Linked DNA regions of Homo sapiens: region 2 is linked to region 1. A link is an interaction called in ENCODE POLR2A ChIA-PET data of the cell type or tissue named here. Cell type or tissue: Caco-2. All regions are shown on one strand.

What was found. Peaks named below come from ENCODE experiments on the same cell type or tissue, not always from the same donor. Only the 100,000 strongest peaks of a DNase experiment are listed, where the experiment ranks them.
Region 2: POLR2A ChIA-PET joins it to region 1 with 5 read pairs; 2 of 35 experiments call an interaction of 5 or more read pairs at or near these places.

What each region holds. Positions count from the first base shown.
Region 1 is chr3:114,377,936-114,382,935 of GRCh38, forward strand. ZBTB20 (zinc finger and BTB domain containing 20) reads right to left here. Exons shown (of 12, transcript NM_001348800.3): 9 at 2,842-3,005; 10 at 2,282-2,469. The coding sequence starts at 2,852. All of the region lies in intron 7 of ZBTB20-AS1 (ZBTB20 antisense RNA 1), which reads left to right. Among named protein-coding and RNA genes, the nearest start is that of ZBTB20-AS1, 29 kb to the left of the region's middle. In Caco-2, no CTCF peak of the experiment used is centred here; a DNase peak (open chromatin) is centred at 2,366.
Region 2 is chr3:114,746,868-114,751,867 of GRCh38, forward strand. All of the region lies in intron 5 of ZBTB20 (zinc finger and BTB domain containing 20), which reads right to left. Among named protein-coding and RNA genes, the nearest start is that of MIR4796, 5.8 kb to the left of the region's middle. In Caco-2, no CTCF peak of the experiment used is centred here; no DNase peak of the experiment used is centred here.

The sequences.
Region 1 (5,000 bases):
AACACACACTGGTGGAATGTTTCTGAAGTTAAAGAGACTAACAAGTCAAGGGCACTATTTTTAAATGCCCCAAATCTGTTAGTTCTAAATAGGAACTGAATATTTTACCTTAAAGAAATTAGGCTTTTAAATTAATCTATGGTAAGAATGACATTTGAAAGTAAAAAAAAAAAAATCCTCTTGAATGCAAGAAGAGCATCCAAAAATTTTAACAGCTTAAAATAAACCTTTTTCCTGTCTTCTCTCAAGCAATCTCCAAATGGACAGATTTCTGTGAATCTTTCCTAAAAACAATTTTCTTCTAAGTGTAGGCTCAAATCAGGACAAACTACAATCCAAATATATTTGGAGAAAAGTATAATCAATTTAAACAACAGGTTGGAACAGAGAAGACTTACACATCTTAATGGCAAAATCAAAGTGACTGTCTAAAAACAGCTGGAGATCAGGTTTCTCCTCCTGGTTTGTTTTTCCAACTGAGCTCACATCCACTGGCTTCCCCAGGGCCACCAAGGAGATGTATGGTGACACCATACTCACGCTGTTCCTGAAACTTACTTCATGCCAATGCTAAGGCCTGGCCAGAGGATGCTTATGATAAAGCACAATAAGTGAAGCCCAATGCTTTTTCTATTCACAAAACATTCATTTTTGCTGTAACAGAAGATTTCTAGCCTAAGGCAATTCTATGTAATCCATACCCATAAGGTGTGGCAGAAAGCTGGGTAATGAAGACCTGCATGTAGAAACTCCAGGCCCTTCACCACAGGAACGGGCTATTTTCCTGGTGGGAAGGGACAGTGTGCACATGCCTATGGGCACTGTGCCACTCTACTTTCCAATTCTTTCTGTCATTACTATTACACTGAAGATTGCCAGGCAAGAAGGTCCAAGGATGTGACTATTAGGACGGTCCTCAGAACACAGTCCCTGCTTCTGCCCCCTGGTTTCTCTATAGAAGCCTCAACTTCGACTGTTCAAATCACATAGGCCACAGAGATTTGTCTCACGTTACTTCCCTTTTCATTTTCTAGTGACGGCTAGAATATGGTCTTAGCCCAACCTTAAATAGAACAAGCTCTCTTCACCCCAATCCTGCCGCCAGCTCATTTCCCTCTCTTTAGAGACTATCATGATGAAGCAAGTAGAGAATGGAATCTCCTGGACCATTGTCTCTTGCCTTCTTTGCAGAATTTTACATTTGTTCTGTCAGAAAAATAACAATAAAAGATTTAGAATCTCATTTCCTAATAATTTTTGTCTTTGTGGACAAAATTTTATTTTTGAAATAAAACTTTGCAGGTCTTATGTTACTCATTTTAAAGAAGAATATGCCAGTTATTTGCATGTTACCAGACATCCTTTATGGAGATCAGTTCAGAAGAGTTGTTGGGTATGTTAAGACTAAAAGGAATATTCTTTTGGATTCGACTCCAAAGTTATTTCATTCCTTTCCATTGTCAACACACATGTTTCTTTTTCTCTGAAGTATTGGGTTACATTTCAGAAAAAGAAAAAAATCTCCTAAACGTGATTTATCAACTTGCTTAAAATAGAATTAGAAGAAGTGACTCCCAGATTAGTGGGAAGATGGCAAAAATAAACAGCAAAGAAGTGATTTCAATAGCGACGATCTCATTAAGCTGCCCATTTCCAAATTTAGCCCTTAGGCAGTTTTTTTAATTAAAAAATATTTTTAACCTGGATTCTCATTGGCTGTGTGAAGTCTGGGTGGCTTCTGAATTCTTGGAAGCCATTCTCTTTTCTTCTGTAAATTTATGCTATCCTTTAACCACTTCAAAATAAATTAAAAACTGGAAAGACAGAAATTCAGCCAAGCTACATGAGACTCCAATAACTAATGCAAATCTGACTTGTGTTATGTAATTTCAAAATGGATGTTTCCTTGTGTCTAACTGGCCTTCTGAGGTCCACATTTGGTTGTTCAATTTAGTAATTGTGGAAGTGCCATTATCCAGATCAAGAATAAATGGATACCAGCAACAAAACTTCATTTTCTGGGTTAGTGTTATGAAAAGAACGTGTTTTATGTAATTAATCAGCCCTTTAAGGCCAAATGGCATGTCACCTGGCTTTTAAATACACTCTAGCTTTGCAAACTTATAGATATTGGCTGAATGAAAATGGTGGCACATTACTTTTGGCTGCTTTAGAAGACCAAATGCAAAGAGCTCGCTCTGAAAGTAGAAAAGCCAGAACCCAGGGTAGAAGCACTACTCCAAGCACTGCAAAGACACCATCACCTTAGTGGTGTACTCACAATCAGATGACCCGGTGTGAGCGTGAGAGTTTGTCAGTGAATGTGTTGAGTGGATGAGGGCTGGGTCTGGAGACAAAACAGCTTCAAAGTTCAGGCAGGGAAGGCCCGGCTTGGCGCTGGATCCACCCGGCTGAGTAATCTCATTCTCCTCAGATGCCTTCTGGTTTTCAGCTGTCTTGGGTTTCTTCCTGAAAATAAACAAAGGGCCCTTTGAAGGAACTGACTGCATATTTGGGAAAAGGCATTTTTAGAATCTGTTAAAGATAACTTGATTTTTTTTTTCTGAAGGGGGATGGGAGGGAGTCCAGTATGTCCCTTGTTTTAAAACAAGCTGATTCTTGTTTTTTTTCCCTCCAGTAATGGCCTAACTGGGAACACATGAAAGCATATGGGCCAAGCAAACAGCACCACATTTGGACTCTGTTGGCTGCATAAAAAGACCCTGTCCCAGAACTTTAGACAGCTTGAGCTACGTATGGCTGACATTATCCAAGAAAGCATCCCTCTTCCCCCCTTAGGAGTTTTAACATGGTCTGGAAAAATACTAGTGGAAGTTTTACCGTTCTAGCATTTGTCAGGAAGCTTAGAGACAGGACTCGTGGAGTAATGGGAGGAGCACTGGACTGGGAGTCAGGAGACTTGAGCTACCGTACTAGCTGTGCCTCTAACTTGCTGTGTGGCCTTGGGCACCTCACTTCACCTCTCTGGGCTTCAGTTTCCTCATCTGTAAAATAAAGGGCTTGGATTAGAAGGCCTTAAAGGTTCCTTCCAACTTTAAATTTCTACTCATGGACTACATTAAGGAACATTCAACTTTCCTGCTCTTATTAAGATTTTATTTTAAATAAAATTTCAAATCACAATTTAAATTTGCAGCCTGTACGGATGAGGGGGTAGTGATGGGAGGTTTCTGTTAGAGTAGCAAGTGAAAAGTGAAAAGAAGAGCTTAGATTCTAGTAGCTAAAGAGGGAAGGTGTCATGCAGAGATTTTTCTACTCCAACTCTTTACTCATCCTACGCCTAAGATTTTTGATTTGGTGCATCGTCCTGGAGTTTAGGGTGTGATTGTGTGTTTGGGACATGAGGAAGAGAAGGGTGAAGGGAATTAGAAAGTAATTGTTACTAATTGTTATATGGGGTCAGGAATAGGAAGTAAAACAGCACAGCTATCAGTCAGCTCAGGTCTCCTCTCCCCAGGACAATGCAACTGATATGAAATTAACAAATACTTAGCTTATACTACACAGACCCTAGACCACAGCCAAACTGGTTTATTAGTAATAGTTCCTGAACATTTCTCCAATTCCCTTGGATTTGTGTCTTTTTCTATCATTATGTGGACATGACCAGAAAAAGCATTTATTTTATTTGTAGAAGACTATGTGTGGTACAGAATTTGTTGTAAGTAGATTTGTTTCCATGTTTCCCTTGTTTCTGTGAGCATGGTAATGTACTTGTTATGCAGAATATTTTGTATTTAAATTTGTTGTGCTGGGTAGTTAAATCTGCCCTCGCAGAATATGGTGTTATGATTAGTATGCTGTGTTTTCAGTCCAACAGGTTGTGAAATAAAATCTGTTTCTTCAGAGGGCAGGAGGCAGAGATGGCATGGCAAAGATTAGAATAGAGGTGAGGCTTTCAGACATCTTTTTCAGTATGGAGGAAGCCAATACAAGAGAAGCAACAAATTATAAGACCTTATCAATTGATTTTTGAATGGTGACTATGGGAGTAACCCCCAAATCTTGAGTGTCTACATGGACCCTGAAGGAGCTGGTATTCTGATTTTCAGTTTAAAGATGTAGCCAAGATCAAAGTTGCTAAAGCCCAACTCCTTTATTAAAACCAATGCTTTCTCTAAGGTCCATATCTCTATCACTGTTGTCTACCACCAGGTTGGAAACCTCAGGGTCACTATACACCTTCCTCTGCCTTAAAGCCAATTCATCAGTAAGTTCTTACAGTTCTGCTTCCTTCATATTTTTTCTCACATCTGTGTTTCCATTCCAATTTCACTGCAATCACCTACTGCTTTTTATCTAGCTGATTGTTTACTAACTGGCTCTCCAACCTCTTTCACTCCTCTAGTCCTGTTTCTTTGCATTCACTAAATCTAAGATGACTACATTAGCCTGACACTCAAGGTCAGTTCCGTATCTCTTCTAACTTTTCTCATGTGTCCTGTATATTGGCCATACTGTACCCTCAGATTTCTTGAATATCCTCCAGAACATCCTGGGAATCTACATTCTGGGCTCTACATCTTTGCTCAAGTTTTCTCTTACTTTGAATATCCCATATTTCATCTCTGCCCTGTTGAAATCATACTTATTATCCTTCATACTTATTAAATGGTGTCTTCATCTTATAACTGTCTTGATTCCTCTCTGCCAGGTAGGACTTCACTCCCCACAGTGAATTCCTCCCTAGGTCTTTCTCCGAAATGCCTAAGCTCTTTTTTTTCTTAATCTTATTTCACTCACTCAATTTTATTTCAATAATGGCTATTTATGTGCATATCCCTCTTGTGAGACTGTAAGCTCTCTGAAGGTAAGGAAATGTCTTAGTTATTTTAGTATTCCTAGTGTTCACCTATTCTTTTCTTCTTCCTTCTCTCCTGTCATTCATTCATTTACATATTCATTTTACAAATATTTATGATGTACCCATGATGTGCCAACATGGGCTAAAGAATAAAACAGGACTGGTTCCTTCCCTC
Region 2 (5,000 bases), 370 kb after region 1:
CTTCGATATTTTTCACAAACATGAACACCATCTCATGCAAACGTTAAAATTCACCAAACAAATGATACCCCACTGTTGGAAAGATATTTTCTCATGTCAACAACTCAGGAAGGAGTGGGGAGGGAATGGGACATATACATGTAAAATTTTTCTCTATATTTTTGATAATAACTCTCTGTGAATATGTTTTACTACCTAGGTAATGCTTATATTTGTAAAAACATATAGTTATATCAGAAAGTCAATTTTGAATAAACCTGAGAATGGCAAACTATAATTTTTAAAATACTAACCTTTTAGAACTGTTCATTTTCACTTTTATTTCCAGGACTCACTATCTTAAAGAGAAGAATAAAAGTTGAAGATCCTTGGGATTAACAGAAAGGGTGGAAATAGCCAAATGTATTCATATTTTTGGCCAGGCGCAGTGGCTTATGCCTGTAGTCCCAGCACTTTGAGAGGCTGAGGCAGGCAGATCACCTAAGGTCAGGAGCTCGAGACCAGCCTGGCCAACATGGTGAAACCCTCTCTCTACTAAAAATATAAAAAATTAGCCAGGCATGGTGGTACACACCTGTAATCCCAGTTCGGGAGGCTGAGGCAGGAGAATTGCTTGAACCCAGGAGATGGAGGTTGCAGTGAGCAAAGACTGAGCCACTACACTCCAGCCTGGGTGACAGAGCAAGATTCTGTCTCAATAAAATAAAATAAAATGACGTTCATATTTTTAAAATACAGCAATATTCATTTGTTTAAAAAACAAGATTGAGGCCGGGCGCGGTGGCTCACGCCTGTAATCCCAGCACTTTGGGAGGCCGAGGCGGGCGGATCACGAGGTCAGGAGATCGAGACCATCCTGGCTAACACGGTGAAACCCCGTCTCTACTAAAAATACAAAAAATTAGCCGGGCGAGGTGGCGGGCGCCTGTAGTCCCAGCTACTCGGGAGGCTGAGGCAGGAGAATGGCGTGAACCCCAGGGGGCGGAGCCTGCAGTGAGCCGAGATTGCGCCACTGCACTCCAGCCTGGGCGACAGCGAGACTCCGTCTCAAAAAAAAAAAAAAAAAAAAAAAAAAAAAAAAAACCAAGATTGAGAGCACAGTTATATAGTGACTTTTGATACATACACAATAAAACTTATTGAATTTTCAAAAAGTGAGAAAAAAACTACTCTGCTTTAAATTTAAAGTAATAAATAATAATGAAGACATATCAACATTGGTAACTGTCAGAGTGAGAAAAGGAAATTGAACATTCAATGTGACCAGAGGAAGGGTGAACATGGGAGATACTGCCCAGGAAAAGTGCTCATGATGAGTAATTCAAAGACCCAGAATCTTAACATAAATTTTTTATAGTTTTCTTTTCAAGGGACTATTTGAAAAAAGATGGTTCTGGGGTTTTTGTTGTAGCTTCTTTCTTTCTTTCTTTCTTTCTTTCTTTCTTTCTTTCTTTCTTTCTTTCTTTCTTCTTTCTTTCTTTCTTTTCTCTCTCTCTCTCTCTCTCTCTCTCTTTCTTTCTTTTGGCTTTGTTGTAGCTTCCTCTTTCTCTCTCTCTCTTTCTCTTTCTTTCTAGCTAAAATTTCACTCTAAATTCCAGGAAATTTTCACGAGATCCTTTTAGAGGTTCTGACACAAATAAAGTAAAAGTAAACCTGTTGTGGCAAAGTTACTAACTAGTCTACACTAACTCTCAGTCCTTGCTCAAAGCAAAATAATGGAGTTTGGGGTGCAATCTGGTGAACTCAATGGTCCAACTGCATAAAGGCAAAGAGGAAAGCCAGGCTTGGGCACTTCTGTAGAAAATGAAGATTACTGGTTTGAAGGCCAGTCTTCTCACTGCTTCACTGTATGTGGTGACTATTGTTAAATTAGATATCCCTATTCTGATGAAAAGGCAATGTGCTATTTTTGGGGTATACATGTTTCAAGCTGTAAACTGCAAAGTGCTGTATAAAAGTAAAGTGGTGTTAATGCCTCATAAGATAAACATATAGATTGATGATGGAGGCATTTAAAATGCTTTAATTGCCCACTTTAATAAAGCACTAAATAATTATAATAAAAACAATTCTTCAGAAAACTTGGTGGGAAAAAGGCCTACAGGATATGTTTGTTAAGAATAATTAGATTTTAGTTTTGGAGGAAAAGGTAGGACAAGTCACAGGAGGCACTCGATGAGAAGTCAGGAATGCCTAGTACATAAGCCACACATATTAAGTTGTAGTTTCTTCAAAACTGACAATAACATGTCCTCCAAAACCAAAGGGAAAATCAAAGGATGTTGCCTATACTTATGTACCTTTTGCTACTGGAGATCTAGTCAATCTATAGCCTTGGATTCATAGTTCTATAACATGACAACATAGCAAAATCTCACCAACACTTTGTTTTAAAGAAATTGGCAGCTGGGTGCGGTGGCTCAAGCCTGTAATCCATGAACTTTGGGAGGCCAAGGTGGGCGGATCACAAGGTCAGGAATTTGAGACCAGCCTGGCCAACATAGTGAAACCCCGTCGCTACTAAAAATACAAAAAAGTAGCTGGGTGTGGCGGTGGATACCTGTAATCCTGGCTACTTGGGAGGCAGAGGCAAGAGAATCACTTGAACCCAGGAGGCGGAGCTTGCAGTGAGCCGAGATCGCACCATTGCACTCCAACCCAGGCAACAGTCCGTGACTCCATCAAAGAAAGAAAGAAAGAAAAGGAAGGAAGGAAGGAAGGAAGGAAGGAAGGAAGGAAGGAAGGAAGGAAGGAATAAATTGGCTATGCCTCCAAGTGAATTATACTATAAACTTCTTTCCCATTACCAATAATGTAAATATATAACCAGGCACAAGCATGTGGAAATGGAGAAAGGATGAACGTTAGTCTTAGAAACTTTGGTTTGTATCCCATTTCCACCTTTTAACAAGTCATTTAGCCTCTCTAGGTCAAGATTTTCTTACCTATTAAATGAAGATAATGGTACCCATCTCACAAAATTGTTTTAAGAATTAAATGTAAAATGCTTGGCACAGAGAGGTCACTCAATACATGGCAGCCAAATCACCACATGCAGTAAAACCCAGATAAAATATATTCAGCCAGGACTGTTGCTCTGTGAGTAGGTCTGGTATCCATGCTACAAAATCTATTAAGCCTAAATAATTTGGTCATTTTAGCAATACTCTTTAGAGATTTTTTAATGACATTTCCCAAAGGTCAAGCTAGCTTATGGTTATGTGGAACTGCTGCATTTATAAGAGAGTTTAGTGGGTTCATAAAATAAGTCTTGCTCCCCAAATCCGGATCATAAAGACCTTCTATCATAAAGGATAAGAGTGACATTTAAAAAACCAGTTTTTAAAAAATGATGGTAGCAAATAAATGCAGATGATCAGGATGACAGCAAGTACCAAGTCAAAGCAACACGGAGAAGAAATAGGCCCTAGCCTGCAGGTTACACTTTAAACACTGAGGAGAAATGGGAGAGTAAAGAGCAACACTGAGCCTCATCGGACTGTAGGTGAAAAAAGATTCAAAATCTGACTCTAAAGCAATAGGTAAAGAAATATTTTAAAATGCTTATCTGTAGGAAGAAAAGCAGTAAAGCAGAATTCCTAGGAATTGAGAAACACTTAGGAAGAAAATGCTTAAGTAGTACGATCCAAGGTGAGGCTAGCTGCAGAAAATACAAATATTTATGGGTTAAATCAGGACTGAGGAAAATATAAAGCCAAATATGGGCAGCTCTGAGGGGGAAAAAATAGGCAGCTTGGTACTCAACTGTCATCACAATTCATTTGTGTTTCACGTCCCACTGTTTGTGACATTAACAGAATTTTGAATTTAGCAATGGACTATTTTTGTATTGTGAATCTCTGCAGCCATTTTCCATATGTAGCTACCACTGTAACTAGCAATAACAGCCTTTTGAGCTTTAAAATGCTTCCAATTAATAAGATTCAAAATAGGGGTCACCTAAGAGTTTTCCAAGTTAATTCCCTTTGTCTACTCTTTGAAGCAGAGTGGTATTCCTGCTATTCATTTGCATTGAGGCCAAATTATTTGACCATTTCAGTAAGATATCCTTAGGTAGCTTTTGCTTTTATTGTCATTTTCCAAAGGATTAAGTTAGTTTTAGATTTTTGAACTGCATTTTCATTTAACTAAAATAACTAAAGCAATCTTTTTATGAGGGTATTTAAATAGATCAAATTTATACCAAGTTCCTACTGTGTGTCAAACATTAGCAAAGCAATTTAAAATGTTATTATTTATATATCAATACATACAAATCATATGTGTTATATATTAATGAGCTTATAGCCATTATACACAGGACTTTTATGTGTTATTATTGTTGTGGTTATTTCTGTTGTTCGCAGGTATCAGTTATCAAGTACCTATTATGTTCCAAGAACTCTACCAAGGACTATACACACTCACCATGTAATGAAGATATTATTGGTTTATTTTCCATTTGAAGATTTAGTCACAAAAAGTAACTTGTCCATGAGCATATAATTTGTGCATTCTCTTAAAATCACTTAAACTTCCACGTAACACCTGGATTGACGTATGCTTTTTCTTACAAAATATACTTCAATTCAATAAAGATTCTTTAGTCACCTACTATGTGGCACCTGCTAGGATAGTTATCTTTGTTTGCTATTATGCTAAATCACAGATCTGACCATTAGAATCTCTTCCTTCCTGAAAATACCCTCTTTAGGTAAAACTGTATTTCTTATCATTTTCCATCACTGATTGAATAAAGAAAGGTGGCACTATCTGGAAAACATAAGAGCGTTGGATTTACAAGTTTCTTTTAATAAAACAAACCAAGTTAATCACAAATTGTTGCAACAAAATATGTGACATGAAGGGCATTTAAGGCACATTTAGACATTATTTCTATCTAGAAACAGAAATTTAGTCCACATAATGTCATTTATCTACTGAGCTAAATCGTATTACAATTTTCATCTATAAAATCCAGATTCTTAATGTGTGTTGGA